2 separate regions of the Mus musculus genome follow, and region 2 is linked to region 1. The links are chromatin loops, found by intact Hi-C in ENCODE. Cell type or tissue: left cerebral cortex. All regions are shown on one strand.

What was found. Hi-C counts contacts between places; a loop is a spot of excess contacts. Peaks named below come from ENCODE experiments on the same cell type or tissue, not always from the same donor. Only the 100,000 strongest peaks of a DNase experiment are listed, where the experiment ranks them.
Region 2: a loop joins it to region 1, with 2.3 times the contacts of the local background. A loop is called at or near these places in 7 of 42 quality-filtered maps.

The regions. Positions count from the first base shown.
Region 1 is chr15:97,244,756-97,252,755 of GRCm38, forward strand. Amigo2 (adhesion molecule with Ig like domain 2) reads right to left here and starts at 2,532. Exons shown (of 2, transcript NM_001164602.1): 1 at 2,218-2,532; 2 at 1-1,842. The coding sequence starts at 1,784. The coding sequence ends at 225. Pced1b (PC-esterase domain containing 1B) reads left to right here and starts at 2,352. Exons shown (of 6, transcript NM_172293.4): 1 at 2,352-2,409. In left cerebral cortex, CTCF peaks have their summits at 2,290 and 3,286; DNase peaks (open chromatin) are centred at 1,827, 2,375, 2,578, 3,261 and 2 more places; H3K4me3 peaks cover 2,170 bases; H3K27ac peaks cover 775 bases.
Region 2 is chr15:97,502,121-97,510,120 of GRCm38, forward strand. No RefSeq gene overlaps it. Among named protein-coding and RNA genes, the nearest start is that of Gm41393, 99 kb to the left of the region's middle. In left cerebral cortex, no CTCF peak of the experiment used is centred here; DNase peaks (open chromatin) are centred at 103, 1,778, 3,819, 5,301 and 2 more places; H3K27ac peaks cover 585 bases.

The DNA of each region.
Region 1 (8,000 bases):
ATGCTGTTACTCAAAACTCTCAAACTCAACCGTCTCCTGACCCAGTCCAAGAAGCAACCAGTGTGCTCTGCCTCACTTCCTAGCAACCATCTTAAAAAGACACCATTTGGTTTCATCTCAAAAGACAAAATAGGGTTTTCACCCCGTCCTGCTATTAATTCTTCGGACCAAAGTTAAAGCAGGGAGACTTTAAATCACGACACCAGACGAACACAGGCACCCAGCTAAGTGGATGCCACAAAGGGTGTGTCTGAGAACACGGAATTGACTGAGTCTGAGTCAGACTTTGCCCTGGTGGACTTTAAGATGCCCTCGGCTATAACGGTCTCACTGGGGAAAAGCTTGACTTTGCCATTCTGTCCGGCCGCCGTGTCCTTCAGGGGCTCCAGAAACACGACTCTTTTACCTGCCTTCCGATCGTCAGCAGAGGCATCGCCAGTGGGGCCAGGACTGAGAATGGACGAGTGGGCACTGCTTTGGCTCAGCGTGTTTTTCTGTCTCTTGGCTTTGCATTTGCATGGGCACGGCGTCAGGTACAGATACAGTAGCACTAGAACTATACTGGCCACGCAGGCAGCCAGGGTGGTAAAGGCCGTGTTAAACGCCTCGTGGGCGTGGGATCTGTTTATGGTGAAATTGCTCACGTTGATCATGATATCCACCGTCTCGTTTAACAGCCGCTGCCTGTTCATTGCGATACAAGAATATACCCCGGCGTCCTCAAAGCCAGGGTTCTCTATGACCAGACTTCCGTTGTAAAACACACGAAAGTTCCCCATGTCTTTATCTGGCTCCAGCAGCCTGTTATCGGGACCGACCCAGATGAAATCAGTATTTCCATTGCCAGTCTTGCTGTCACAGTGGACGATCGCCCTCTCCCCAACCTGAGCCTCGTGGATAAAGCCAAGTGCGTGGAAGGAGCCGTTGATAACGCTGTAAGAACAGTTCAGAAAGCTCTCCTGGAGCAGCTGCAGCTGGTGGGAGTGCCTGGAGTCAGACCACAGGCGACAGGTATAGTCATTCTTAAAATCCATCACGGAGCTAAAGTGCCTACGGTACCAAAAGATCAGCAACGAGTACAGAGAACAGTCACATACAAATGGGTTCCCGTGAAGGTAGATGCCTCTCAGCTGTCTCCCCGGCACTAAGTTTATATGGTGCATCGGTATGGAAGGGATTCGATTATAGGAAACATCTAAAAATGTCAGATCAGCCAGCTTGAACCTCCCAGTATACAAATCCATAGGGAACTGTGTGAGAAAGTTCCCACTCAGATAGAGTTTCTGCAAGTGGGAAAGCCCCCCGAACGCTGCGGGGTCCAGATAGGAAATGTGGTTGTTGTACAGCAGCAGTACTTCCAGAGCCTTCAGCTCTTGGAATGTGGCACTCTTTACCGACTTCAGCCTATTGGATGATAAGTCCAGACACTTTAAATTTGGGGTTGTGGAGAAACTGCCCGTGGAGATGCTGGTGATGTTGTTGTGGCGAAGAATTAAGGTGCTCAGCTTGACAAACGACACCGGGATCCAGTCGGCATCCAACAGTCCGATTCTGTTATAGCTCAGATCCAGTCTTTTAATCAGTCTGAAAAGGTTCCCGGGCACCTTAGATAGGTTTTTGTTGGTGCAGCTGACAATGTCGGTGGCACAGATGCAAGCAGTGGGGCACATTCCTGAGGCGCTGGGGCTCACCATCACTGCGATCACCAACAGACACAGCAGCTCTCTGCAACCCGGTTTGACAGCTCTAGGCAGGGTGGGCAGTGTGTGGAACCTTAACGACATTATGGTCGCCTCTGAGTCTCTTGCCAGTCGCTTCTCATCAGCTCAGTCTCCCACCAATCTGGTAACAACATTTAAAACGGGAGAAAAGTACAAGTTAACTGCCACTAGTTAACCCGTTAGAGTTATTCCGTAATTGCTTTCATTCCAATTAACTTTTGAAATGGGTTCCATCTCCAACAGGGGTGGCTTTTTAATAAAGAACCTGTTATATGCATTTTTCCTAGATTACTCCAACTCAGTGAGATTTCCAGGTACCTTCTCTCAATGCGACAGTCTCAGCATGAGAAACTCAGGCTTTTTTGTGTGTTTTTGTTTCTAAAGGATGCATTCTGCCTTAACTCCCTCCACCGACACACACAAAAACACACAATCGCATCCCATAAACAATTGAACGGAAATACTTAGCCAGCCGTCGGTCTAGCCGACCACTCACAGCGCTGGGAAGCCGCAGCGGCTCGGAGAGGCCGCCGACGGCGGTGCGCTCGGAAGGTCCGCGCGTCCGCCTGCCGGTTTGCGCCCCGCGCGCTCGCACCTTCCCTCCAGCTCCCGGTGGGCGGCAGCCTCTCAACTTTGGCGAGTTTCGAGGCAGCGGCGCGGGCTCCCCGGCTCTCTCGCTCGGCTGCAGGTACCGCCGGAGCTCGGCCGCGCCGGGAGCGGGGTGGGCGGCGGGGGAAGCCGGCCCGCCGGTGGCGCTCGCAGGCTGCAGGGCCCGGGCTCCCGCGCCCGCCGCCCGCCTTTTATCCCGTGCGCCCGGGGTCGGGAGCGGGCGGGAGGCGGGTCCCCGCGTCCTCGCTCCTCGGGCGCCGCGGCGGGCGGAGCAGGGGAGGGGGGGCGCAGCCAATCGCAGAGGCGGCCCCGTGCGGGCTCCGCGCCGCCTCTCGGCCGGGTGGGACCGCAGCGAGGCCTGCGACTCTGCACCCCCAGGCCCCGCGCCCCTCGCCCCGCGCCCGCGGGGGAGCCGCCCAGCCCGGTAGGGAGCCGCCCAGGGTGCCGGGGTGCCGCGCGCCGGAGCCCGCGGGCGGTGGCCCGCAGGTGGCACCCCACCCCGATCTCGGAGCCTGGCTTTAGGGGCTGGGGCGAGGGGCCTGGCGGGCGCTGTGCACCGGGTGCTTGCTGGGGTCCCCGCCCGGGTTTGGAGGAGGAGGAGGAGGACAGGAGCGAGGGCCGCGGCGCGTTCCCTCGGGCACCACCGGGGCTTTGCGGGGGGAGGGGGTGCGGAGGCGCCGCGGGGACGCCCCCCGGTTCCCTGGGAAAGTTCGAGCCCTTTTCCTAACTCGGAGACGGCGGCCCGAGGCACCGGGCCCAGCTCTAGAAGCAAAGGGGCAGGAAAGAAGGCTTCCGGTTGGAATGCACAGATAAGGGCATTAGCCTTTAAAAAAAATAAACAAAAAAAACAAAAACAAAAAAAATCCAGAGTCGCGCTGGCGGCTTCAGGACTAGGATTAATTCGGTAGGGGTGGCTACGCAGAAGGACTTGTCCCCTAGAGGCCCTACAGCCACCAGGGCTCCAGTAGACTGAGCTAGCATTCTCGGAAGGCACAAGCTGAACAAGGCCATGTGAAAATGAGGGAGAGAGCTTGAAGCTGGTGGGCTTTTCGATTACAAATCCATTCTTGTTTAAAGGCTTAAACGATGGGATTTGACTGAGCCAAGTGATCCATTTGGCCGTTGTGTACGGATTAAAAGAAATAAATTACTGTCCCTAAAAAACCATGCTAGCCACAGTAGAAGGGCTTAGGGAGCCAATGAAAGGTAGACAAAATTGGGGAGACAGTGAGGGCAGAGCACATGAATACAACTTTAAAAACCAAAATGATCCCCCCCCCCCCCCACGGCATCCTTAAATTTATCGGAAAACTTCCTGAGTGAGTTTTTGGCATGGATCTGATGGACCTGTGTGTTGCGTTAATGTGGACTGGTTCCGGGAGAGCTCAGCGATTCAGGGTTTTCAAGGGAGGGCAACTTGGTTCCTGTTAGTTTCACTTTCACTAAAGATTGACTTTTAAAACCACAAGCATCCAGCCTAGTGTGCTCCAGGGGTGCATTCTTCATTTCCCCAGAGAAATAGGTTTAAGATTCCTATCAGACCACACGCACACCCCCAACCCCCGGGCTTCCCCCAAGAAAACCTCGGGTTTAAGGCTCAAAGTCACAAAGCTGAGCGGTCACCTGGAAATGGAGTCAGGTAATCAAAGGAATGTTATTTAAATGACCAGTAAGTGACTGGGTTTTGCAGTCCTAAATGGAAGGAAATTGGGAAGCTGGTTAACCCGTGCTTATCACAAAATGATCTAAAATGGGTGGTTTTTTTTTTTTTTAAGAAGTGGAGAGTGGAAGTTATGCTATACCTGCAGGCAACTCTCAGAAGTATCTTGCCATCACCCCACAGCATAAACCAGCTGTACACAAACTCGCAGGGGGCAGGTCTATATAAGACCAGCTCTCTGGACTCCCATGCATGTCAAAGGCAAGAGAGGCATGAAAGGTGTGTGTTTACTAGCCTGGAGACAAGAAAGCTGACTTCAGTAATAGCAAAAGGTATGGCCTTACTTTGCGGAAGGTAATGTTTTTTTTTCAGGTTTATTTATTTGATAACCTTTATCACCTCATGGATCTCCACCATGTTAGTCAATGTTCGGTTGCTATAACAAAATACCTAAATGGGGCGCCTTTCTCAAATGAAATTGAACCCACAATTATAGAGATTGGCTGTCCAAGGTCATACCTCTTGCTCAGTCCTGCCTCTAGAGGAGAACCCACAGGGTACTCACAGCAGGGTGGATGGTTGAAGAGTAAGTCAGGGAGCAACATAGAGGCACAGCGTGCCAGAGAGGTTCAGGACCCACATTTGTTATTTGTGTAACAACTTTAGCACCAGTGGTCCCTTGAGACCTTCATTAATCCTGTCCATGGGTGAGCCTCCATGAATCAATGGCTCGACATAGACCCCACCTCCTCGAAGCGTCACACCCTAATATGGTCACATATGGTCAGACTTCTATCAAGTGGATTTTGGAGGGACACACTCAAATCGTATTCAAACCATAGCACCCGCTCTCCACTATAAGGAAAATTCTGTGAAGACAGCCGTTTCCTCTGTCAGGGTCCCAGCTGACATTTGGTTGGCATTCAGTGACGTTTTCATGAATGAAACCGAGTGACAGGATACGTATTCTAGATGGCAATGGTCTCAGTCTGCTGGTTCTTGTTGCTTACACTTCATAAAGCTTGTCTTGAAGGCAGGGGACCCTGACAAATGTTAGAGTCCTGGATCCAGCCATGCCTGAAAGCCACCAAATGCTTTTATTTAACTGTATTCTCTACTGATCTTTGTTTTGGGTACACTGTTCTGCGTTGTGCCTTTGTCCCTTGTGACTGACCTAGTCCTGGTGCCCTCAGTGGAGGTGTGAGTTGTCTATGTGTTCTTATGTGCCAGACCAAGCTAGCCTGCATACGGTAGCTCATTCATTGTTCACCGAACCCTACAGTGATACTGTCCCATAACCCAGACGATCAACAGCCGCACTCCAAATTGTTTGAAAGTGGAATGTGTTGAAATGGACTTGAGGCTCTCCTCGAAGAGTTTTAAGTTAAACAGAACAGAGAAGTTTCTTCCTCCAGCTTGGAAGAAGTACCAAGACAGATGGCTGAGTGCCGTCTTGGGCTCTAAAGTGGGACAGATGGATGGTCCTTTGGTCTCTCCGCGTGGTATTTTCTATTGGTATTTTTGACCGTTTGATGATGATGACTCCAGTGGATAGTAGGAAGTGGCTTCAGGGTATGATCTGATTTTGAATCTGGTGGGCTGAGATGGGCGTGGCCGTGGTTCACCTTCCTGGCTTTGGAAGGCTCTCCCGTCTGGAGGGTGTGATTGAGATGAGGTCTCGGGTTCTAGCTCTGTGGTTTCCAATTTCTCAGGTTGTATTTTAAAATCTTGAAGAGTTAGAGATCAAGGGCAAGGCATGATTATAGCAGTGGTGTATTCGATTGCTCTAGGGGAGCAGAACTCATACAGTGAATCTGTATATAAAGAGGGGACTTACCAGCTAGGGTTGGACTACTGTCTTAGTAGTCCCTCATTGGCCAGTCCCACACTGTGCATGCTGAAGACCTAGTAGCTATGCTGTCTGTGAGGTTGGATGCCTCAGCAGACCCAGCCTGCCTCTGAAGGCTTAGAGCTGGATTCTGCTATTAACAGAGGAATACAGCAGCGATGGCAGCAGTGGGGTAGATGACCTTGCCAGTGAGAGCAAGGGCCAGCAGGCAAAAAGCAAAGTTTTCATCAGTGCTGCCATAGGGGGGTGGGGATGGGGGTGGGGGTGGGGGCTGTCCACATCCAGGCTGGGTCTTCTCATCTCAGATAACCTGATTGAGAAGGTCCCTCACGGGTTTGCCCAGCGTGCTTTGCCTTTTAGGTGATTCCAGATCCAGTTCGTATGACAAGCAAGATTAACCATAACAAATAGTCGCTTTGGCTAATACTAACATTCAGTAGGGCTTCCTCGCCTGTGTGGGGTTTTCATGTTCTCTATTTCTTTTGAATCTAGCAAGTTTTCTGTGATCTACTAGAATGAATCAATCCCTCCCCCCTCGTGTGTGTGAATGTGTGTGTGTGTGTGTGTGTGTGTGTGTGTGTATACGTGTGTACGTGTGTACCTCATTGCCAGGTAGCAATCATAATAACAGACTGTAAAAGGGAGTGTTCTTAGGATTGAGTTTTCTTACATTAAGTATACATTAAGTATTCAGGATTCAGAGCACTGGACGCTAAGGGTCACACAAAAGAGTCAGTGACTCTACCTTGGGTCCTTGTCTCACAGGCTCAAGAAAGAAATTCACAAGACAAGAAGAGTCTTCTTAGGAGGGAACTTTTTATTCTAGAGATGCAGCTTTGAAGGAGATTAAAGATCTATTGCAGAAAGCAGAGCTCGGGAGAGGTTCCAAGGGAAGGGAAAACCCTCTAAACTGTTTGTCTAGGGGCTTTTTATAGGATGGCAGGAACTAAAGAAAGACGGAAGACATTTCTGTTATGGTTGGTTTATTCTCTGAATGTATCACAAGTTGTGCCAATGGAGCCCCACACTCTGTGCGTGTCCTGCAGGGAGATGTTCACAGGCTGCATACCTGTTGCTCTCACAGTTAGGGGAGTGGTCACTCTTTGAAGCCCCTCTTCATCTTTGGCTTGTTTGTGCGATGTTGACCTTGTTGGCAGTTTGCCCCGGCTGCTGTGGCAGTGGCTGCAGCAACAGACCTTACAGGTGGTGTGGTCTTGAACTCTGGTGGGCTCTGCCAGCCATTATGTATTCTGTTTTCTCTTTGTTCTCTTGCTTCCATGATCAACTTGCAGTTTCGCCATGGTGGGAGCTAACTACTCTCATCGCTACAGACACAAAACTGTTGTTCTCCTTGGTTACGTCATATCTACTCCCCATATTCAGGGTGTGCCCTTTCGGGAACAGGTGGAGGCTTCTTAAAAACTGTTTTTGTTTTTTTTTGTTTTTTTTACCCGTAATGAAGCCTGTTATAACTGGCCGAGTTAGAAATAAGAATATTCGGAAGGCAACGGTGCCTTGCACATGCTCCTTCAGGAAAGAGGGTCTTTAGGGGAGCCAGCTCGCCTGCCAGAACTAGCTCAGAGCCCCATCCTTCCTGTCATCTGGTCAGCTTGGTAGGTTAATACCTCTGATATCCCTTTTATCCCTAACCTTTATTTCACTGCTACAATAGTTTTTTTTCCCCTAAAGTGTTGACCCAAGGGAGATACATGGCTTTCTCAGCAGCCATGTAATGGACCACATTCCCTGCCCAGGGAGGGCCCTGGTGGTCAGCTCTGACCAGGGTCCATTCCCTGGGCTTCCTCTTCATTCCAGGCTGCTGTTGGTAGTCAGTGGAGAGAAAAGTCACCTTTTAAAAACATTTTAACTGTACAATCTAGCTTGTCCTAAATTGTAAAGTTCATATTTTGGTGTGCTTACAGGGGTCCGCACCGCACATCACTGAGCCAGTAGGCAGTGAGTAGGTTGAACCTGTTCCTCCCCTTTGAAGACTGGATGTGAAATGTCTCCCAAAAGGCTTGTGCGTTTGAACAGCTGGTCCCCTGCTTGGTGTAGGCCTTGAAGCGGGGCTTAGCTGGAGGAAGTGGCTTGCTGAAGGCACACTCCTGCCACGGAGCCTCCTCAACAGGATAGGGTGTGCAGTCGTGAACTATAAGCCCAG
Region 2 (8,000 bases), 260 kb after region 1:
GCTGAATTATCAGGCGCCAAGTGCCCACCCCCTGAAGCGCTGCATCTGTTGTAGGTTGGAGATAAATGAATTGACTGCCAAAACATCTGAGTGGGCGATACATGTTTGTCCTTCATGTGAGTCACCAGGGACTCCTTCCATCATTCTGTCTTGGTTGGAAACCAAGTATTCACCAGAGATAGGTGCCAATGCTTAACAACAAAGAGGGTTTAATCTGAACATATTCCTTGCCTACACACAGACTCAATTGCTTCCACGGTGCAGAAGTCTGGTCTGACTGCTTCTGTCAAACAAACCAGCAGACAGAGGCCACGAGGTTATGGCCCATGTCATGCTTCCCTACGTGATCAGGTCAACAGTATCCACCTACAGCCAAGCTGAGCAGTAGGCTAGGCAAGCCAGGCCGATGGCACTGCATGCTGGTAGTCTACAAGGACTAGCTTGCCTAAAGACACATCACAGAATGGTCTTTGTCCCTCTGTCCACAAGGGTATTTGTGAAGACTATATGTGGACCTGGGGACAGGGGATGTGGGGGAAAATGCATGGTAGGTCTTCCCATCTAGATACTGCCTGACATGGGCTCAGACAGACCAGCAGCAGCCCCAGACCCTGCTGTAAGGCACAGAGGTCAGGAAGCCTAGCGGGACAACTCCTAGATGTGGCATAGCTAGAAGCCACGTTCAGCTATCCCAGAGTAGATGTCTCTCCTGTCTTACTCAATGATCTATCACTGTGAAGAGATACCATGACCATGGCAACTCTTATAAAAGAAAACATTTAACTGAGGTTTGCTTACATTCAGAATCAGTCCATTACTGTCATGGTGGGGAAACATGGCAGCACACAGGCAGACATGCTGCTGGAGAGGGAGCTGAGAGTTCTACATCTGATCTTCTGGCAGTGGGAAGTGTGGGGAGCCTTTTGGGGTGCCATTTGGCAGGAATCTGACATTGGCCAATGACAAGGAAATGGGCTTCTGGCAGGAATCTGACATTAGAGCATGACAAAGAAGTAAGTCCAGGCAGGGACCTGACATTGGCCAAGGACAAGGAAGCAAGAATCTGGTTTTAGGGTAGAACAAAGAGGCTCTGATATATTGATCATCCTTAGAAACAGTTATCACCGGAGTGATCGTGTGGCTTTGTGTTTATTGTCTTGCTTGTTCTTTGATTATTGTCTTGCTTGATTCATTGTACTACTGGCCCTTAATACTTGCATGTAATTAAAATGGTATAAAATGCAGATTGGGAAAATTAAATTTGCCTTCAGTCTCAGAATTGACTGGGGTCATGCTACAATTTGTTTAACTATCTTTTTTTTTTTTCTTTTTAATCCTCACTCCCTCGCTGGAGAACCTGTTGACTGACTGAGTGGGCTTGGTCAGGGAAGAGCAAGTGAGCCACAAGACCTGGCTTGAGCATCTGAAAACCCAAAGCTCAACCCTGGTGACACACTTCATCCAACAAGGCCACACCTCCTAATCCCTCTCAAGTAGTGCTACTCCCCAATGTCCAAGAATTCAAACATACAAGCCTCTGGGAGCCATTGCTACTCAAATTACTACACCTCCTGTCCTATTTATCATATTCACACACACACACACACACACACACACACACACACACACGCACACACGCACACGCGCGCGCGCGACTTAGAGATCCACCTGGCAGGTGTGAGGATAGAGGGAGAGGATCAAGGGCGACTTTCCTGTTTTTGGTTTAGACGCCAGGTTGCTGCTATTTTCAGGGATGACTGAAGAGAAGCAGGATTCTCTTTTCAGAGTGGGCTGGGGATAATCAGATGTTTTGTTTTAGCCTCTGTGGGCTGGGGCAGGGCTAAATTTCTCAGCATGGTTGAAACTGAATCCCACATATAGACTACTCTCTGCCTGATTGAGAACTCTTTCTGGAACACTGATGTCGCTGATTCTGGAGACAGAGAAAGTCATTGAAATAATGTATACTTCATATTACATCATAAACATGGAAGGTCATATCTGTGTCTTCCCACAGTGTCAGAATTTGTTAACAATAAATGCACAAGGCACCATGTTCACCTCTTTGTAGGGGTCTGGTGAATTAGTTATACTTTTTTCTTGTGCTGGTGTATTTGAAAAGTCCTTAGGTGTCATCTAGTTTTCCTCATGTTGTTTCTTCTTCCTTCCTTCCTTCCTTTCAATTTATTTATTGAGGCAAGGTCTCACTCACTATGTGACCCTGGCTAGTTCAGAGCTCACTATGTAGACCAGACTGACCTTGAACTTGATCCACCTGCCCCTGCCTTCCAAGTGCTGGGGTTAAAGATACATGCCACCCACCTTTCTTCCTCTTTTTGTCATGTCTACATACCACATTTCCTTTTTCCATTCAGTGATTGACACTGATGCTGATTCTGCCCACATTTGTGGGGAGCTGAGGAAGCCCTGGGGGAATGTGTAAAGAGTAGATGAAGGCTTGAGTAAGTGTGTTGTGTTCAACATTGGCCCAGTGATGTCAAGGACCCGGTGCCTCAGAACATCATGGTGGTGGCCAGTAGAAAGCCACTTTCTTCATGACAGACAAGGATAGGGAATTAGTGATACATAGGTAAGTAGGTAGGTAGATCAATAAGTAGGTAGACAGAGGTAGATGATAGACAGATGAGAGAGAGAGAGAAGACAAATGGACAGATTGGTGATAGATAAATGATAAATTATAGATATATAGATAGATAGATAGATTAGATAGATAGACACCTAGATGATAGACAGATGGATATATAGATAGATGATAGACAGACAGATAGGCAAACAGATGAGACTAGAGAACAAGATAGCAAAAACTTACCTGCAATGACCCTACTTCCTCCAACTAGGTCCCACCTCCCAAAGTTTCCACCTTCCTAAAATGGCTCCACCACGGGGAAACAACCCAACACTTTATGAACTCATGGAGGGCACTTCATGTAGAAACCACAGCATGCCTTTACAGGTATACACTATGATAAAGCAAGGCCATGTGAAACTGTTGCTTTAAACTTATAATGAGCTTCTAGAATGTAACACTGCTTTGAATGCACTGTCAACAGTATCTCCTTTTTTGTGCTACATTTTATCTATGAGGTAACTTTTATAAAGTAATTTTGCCTAAGAAGGTATAAATTGACAGAAGAAGTTAATTGTGGCTTTGGGGGCTCTGCCCCATTCACCAAATGTATATCTGTGGCATTTGGGGCTCAGACCCAACCACTAAATGTATATATGTCTGACTGTGTATATGTATGTACATACATACATCTGTAGGTATATGTGTATGTATGAAACTGTGCATGGAGACTTGTGGAATTGTTTGGCCTGGCCAAAATATGTGTGTCTGTGTCTATGTGTGTGCTTGTATCCTCTCTTTTTCTCAAAAACAGTTAACAGACTCCAAGCCTCTCACCTGGCCAGCAAGAGGCCCTGAGCCCTAGCAATTAAGCCTCTTTTTCTTAATCCCCTACTGCTAACAACAGGAGTTAATTACCAGAAGCCCACAGCTTTTGGCCTTAGAAAGGCAGAGTTAAAGAACGAGAAAATTTACCAAAAGTAAGCTAGTTAGCCCCCACAATTGAACCTTTGCTCCTGCCATTGCCGACACCACTCATCGCTGCCTGCCTCAGTCTACCTGAAATGCTGGACTAGTCACTGGCAATGAGCTACATTTGTCTGCTTCTTTGTCAATATGAACATTTAAATGAACACGTGCAGAGACACGTGCTGCTCATAAGACTGGCGGTAAGCAGCTGTTTGGACCATCCCGGGACTGCGTGGGCTTTAACACTGGCCCTGCCAATCAAGGCGTGGGAGGCCATGTGATTCACTCTGTCTTTTTGTCTGTGCCTGTGGAGCCTCAGGTATGCTAAGCACACATTCTGCCCGTGCACCTCGTGTGTCCATCACTATGCTATGAATCAGGCCCAGAAGCTGTTTTTCTTCGGTGACTGGGTTTGTCTAGTAGAGGAATGCCATGGAATATTTAAGTTACAAAATGCTACATAAATATAAAGAATTCCTGTGGACTACATTTCATTTACTGTTGGTCTTTTTTTTTTTTTTTTTTTCATCATCACTCCTGCCCATTAAAGCCTTGGTGATTCTAAAGTTACACATACGATTGTTTTATCATTTAGAGAAAAATTATAATAATAGCTACTTGCACACCCTACAGAGGCTTTTTTTTTTTTTTTCTTTTCTTCAAGACAGGGTTTCTCTGTAGCCCTGGCTGTCCTGGAACTCACTTTATAGGCCAGGCTGGCCTCAAATTCAGAAATCTGCCTGCCTCTGCCTCCCAAGCGCTGGGATTAAAGGCGTGCACCACCATGCCCTGCTGAGACTCTTTAGCGTATTTTCTATACTACTATCTCATTGGAGCTTTGTAAGTAAGATAGGACACTGTGATTGGAATTGAGATGTCTCCCCCCCCCCCCCCGCCGCCACCCCGCGCCCCCCTCCCCCCCGCGCCCCCTCCCCCACTCCTGTGTTGGGCTGCTTGGTCCCCAGCTGGTGGCACTGTTTTGGAAGGTTGGGGAACCTTTAAGAAGTGGAGCCTTGCGGAAGGAAATGGGCCCCAGCGGAAGGCTTTAAGGTTTTTTGTTGTTGTTGTTGTTGTTGTTGTTGTTGTTGTTTTGTTTTGTTTTGTTTTTGAGACAGGGTTTCTCTGTATAGTCCTGGCTGTTCTGGAACTCACCCGACTGGCCTCAAACTCAGAAATCTGCCTGCCTCTGCCTCCCAAGAGGCCTTAAGGTTTTAAATCTGGGCTGGCTCCGTTTTCTATCTGTGCTCTGCTCCCATTCAATATAACCAATTACATTTGTCACATCACAGTCGTCTCCATCCCTTCCCTGATATGATGGATCGTGCCCCCTTAAATGCTAAGCCAAAATGAATTCTCTTCTCACATTCAGTCCTTCTAGTTAAGTATTTCATCGCCGCAGTTTGCCCCCCACTCCCACTTTTTTTTTTAATTAGTGGGACTGAAACACAGACGTCATGGGATGCACCCAAGATCACACAGCTTCGTCAAGGCTTTGGGGAGAGAGGCTGCAGGGCTTCTGTTCCTGAGGTCGGCTTTTATGCTACCAGACAGCTGCTCAGGTTTCAGCTCTGCATTGGTCCGTCTCCTACAACCCCAAATGTGGCACAAACATCCCACCCAGCACACTTTCAACTTCAGAGAAAATCCTATCCAAGAAAATGCTTGTACTACAAAGGTTTAGAAACACAGCCCCGTCTCTTCCATGAGCGCCGAAGCCACCAGGCCGAGCACGAATTTAGCGCTATATTAAAACCAAGCCTCGCGTTTCAGAAGCCAACTGGGAAAAAAAGTCAACTAAAATTCTGCATGGAGGTAATAAAAATATCTTTTATTATCCTCTACAGACAGATTGTAGATGCGCTCCAATGTTAATTTACTGTCAATTTATTCATTTTTATATAATGTCCTCCAGTCAAGGTAGATTTAATTCCATTTTTGTCTTGTGTACTTCCTTTCAAGGCTTCGTAATTTCTTTTCTATTTTTACCCATTCCACTTTTGCTTCCTGTCAATTTTTATATCAAAATCTGCTTCAGTTCCCTTTGGCAAGGTGCAGTAATAAAAATATTCCTCATGCTTGAACGTTTAAATTTGCCATTGCACTTTAAAATGGTTCTCTGTCTGTGCCAACGGCGTAACTCTTCATCCAACGGGCACGGCTCCCAGACTCGCAGACGGCAGAAACCTGATTTCTATAAGGGTTCTTCATCACTGTCTAAAATGATCTTCTTTCTCCCACTAACTGACCCTGCGCTAAGCCCCTACTGTGCGCTAGACAGTGCGACAGGAATACAACTCAGGAGATGATGTTGGAATGGTAACCAGCCAGCATCTGGTACATGGGAGCGGCACATGTGTTCTTGGGGGCGGGAGGTGGGGGGCACCCCTGCTGTCATGTGCGCAGTGGGAAGAAGCAGGATAGACACTAGTCATCTGAAGCCACCCGCTGCTTCTCTAAGCTAGGAGACTGTCATACACACACAAACATAGTCTGTCACACACTGGGGCCCTTCTGTAGTTGCAAAGGACACAGAGCCATTGGACCTAGAAGCCTGAGCCAGCAGTGGACAGTGCCGGATGCATCCTTTACTTATAAAGAAGTTTGTGCCGTTTTTATTTTGTTTTTGTTTTAAGATAAGCAACTGGGTTAATCCCTGTGAGTACTGCTCAGAACGGTGCCTGGCACACACCAAGTGTTCTGTCTTTACCGTTATCGTGGTCCCTGGTTTTGTACTTTCACGAAGCAGAAGCGTGGGTCCCGTGGCTAGGCCACCATTGTTGCAGTGTTCCTGGGAATGCTTGCAGTGGCTTCAGGCACCATGGGTGGGATGAAGCTGCAGAGTGTAGGTGGCACCTAACAAAACAGTACCATCTTTTAGCTGTATCCTGTACCATAGTCTACCTCAAGGGCAGGATTTCCCACACTGGGAAAAGCACAAAACAAGGTAATTTTGTCACATAACAACTTCATGAGAACTTCGTGAGATCAGGATGACTTTCAAACAACCAGTTGACGTGAACATAGATCTGTTCAACTACAGGTGTCTGCTTTTCCCATGTCTGTCCATACTTCCGGATGACAGATAGATAGATACATATATACTGTATGTTGTATATTTAGTCATGGTGAGGGGGGTATTGAGAGAGAAGGGAGAGATAAGAAAGAGAAGAAAGAAAAAGATGTATTGAGTATTAGAGAGGCTTCCTTCTTCCATGTCCCTTATATAGGATGCACCAGAAGATGTGGCTCAGATCAAAGTAGGGTCTTCCCACTTCAATTGATCTGGATCAAGGGTGGGTCCTCTTCCTTCAGTGATTTAGTTAAGAGAAATACCTCACAAGTGTACCCAGCTGCTTGGGTTTTACCTAATTCCAAATGTAGTCACGTTAACCAAGAATAGCCATCACTGTGTATTATGATATGCGATATATAAATACAAGAGGTAATCAACTTTATTTACATATTTCAATATATACTATATGTAAATTAAACATGTTTAAATATATTGTACAATTATATATTTACATTTTAAGCATAATATCATAATATAGTTATAGAGAGAGGCATGTGTCTCTTGAAGATGCATGTCACCTTGAAGCATGGTGGAAGATAGGGGAAGCAGACATTGGACTCCAGGAATTGACTTGGAATCCACTGTCATTACATCACACCTGTCTATAGTGCAAGGTTGAAGGCTGTGCAGGGAGTTGTATGGTCTCTTTTACCCCAGGTATATCTAAAAAAGAAAAAATACCAATTTTTTTATTTACCAATCTTATTATTTGCTACTTTGTCACTTTCTCACAATGTGGATGCTCCTGACAACATTTATAAAAATGGAACGTATTCACTAATTCATCCTACAAAGGACTTTTAGCAGCCATGAGTGGCCAGGCTCTGTCTCTGGCACTTGGGTATAAAGTGATAAGCCAAACAGGTTAAAGGTAAAACCAACACATTAGATGCCCACACTCTGCTGCTGTGTGTGAGAGGGCAGCAGTGAGTAGACTGGCTCCAGCTCTGATGGATGCCGCTGTTGAAAACAGATATGGGATTACTTCACATCCGGTTTAACACCTGGTAGTGCCTTGTACCTGGGATGCAACCTACATCCTTATGGGTCATGCATGATGCTGCCTATGTCCTATGGATCATACATGATGCTGATCTGTCTTCACTCCAACTTCAGCTCCTAACATCCATCTCCCCCTTTAGTCATCAGCAACCTCCTTTCCATCCCTCAATACATGCATCCTCTCTGAAGGATATTCTCCTTGTCGCTCTCCTCCCATGGCTTTTTGAATGACCCCTTCAGCCTCATTTTTCCCACTAAAGCATCACCCTATAAAGAGTTTTCACAGAAATTCTACAGCCCATCATCCATTCTCTTCCCCTTTATTTTTCTGTCCTTTCTCTTTGCAACACTGACCCTTATCTAAAAGAA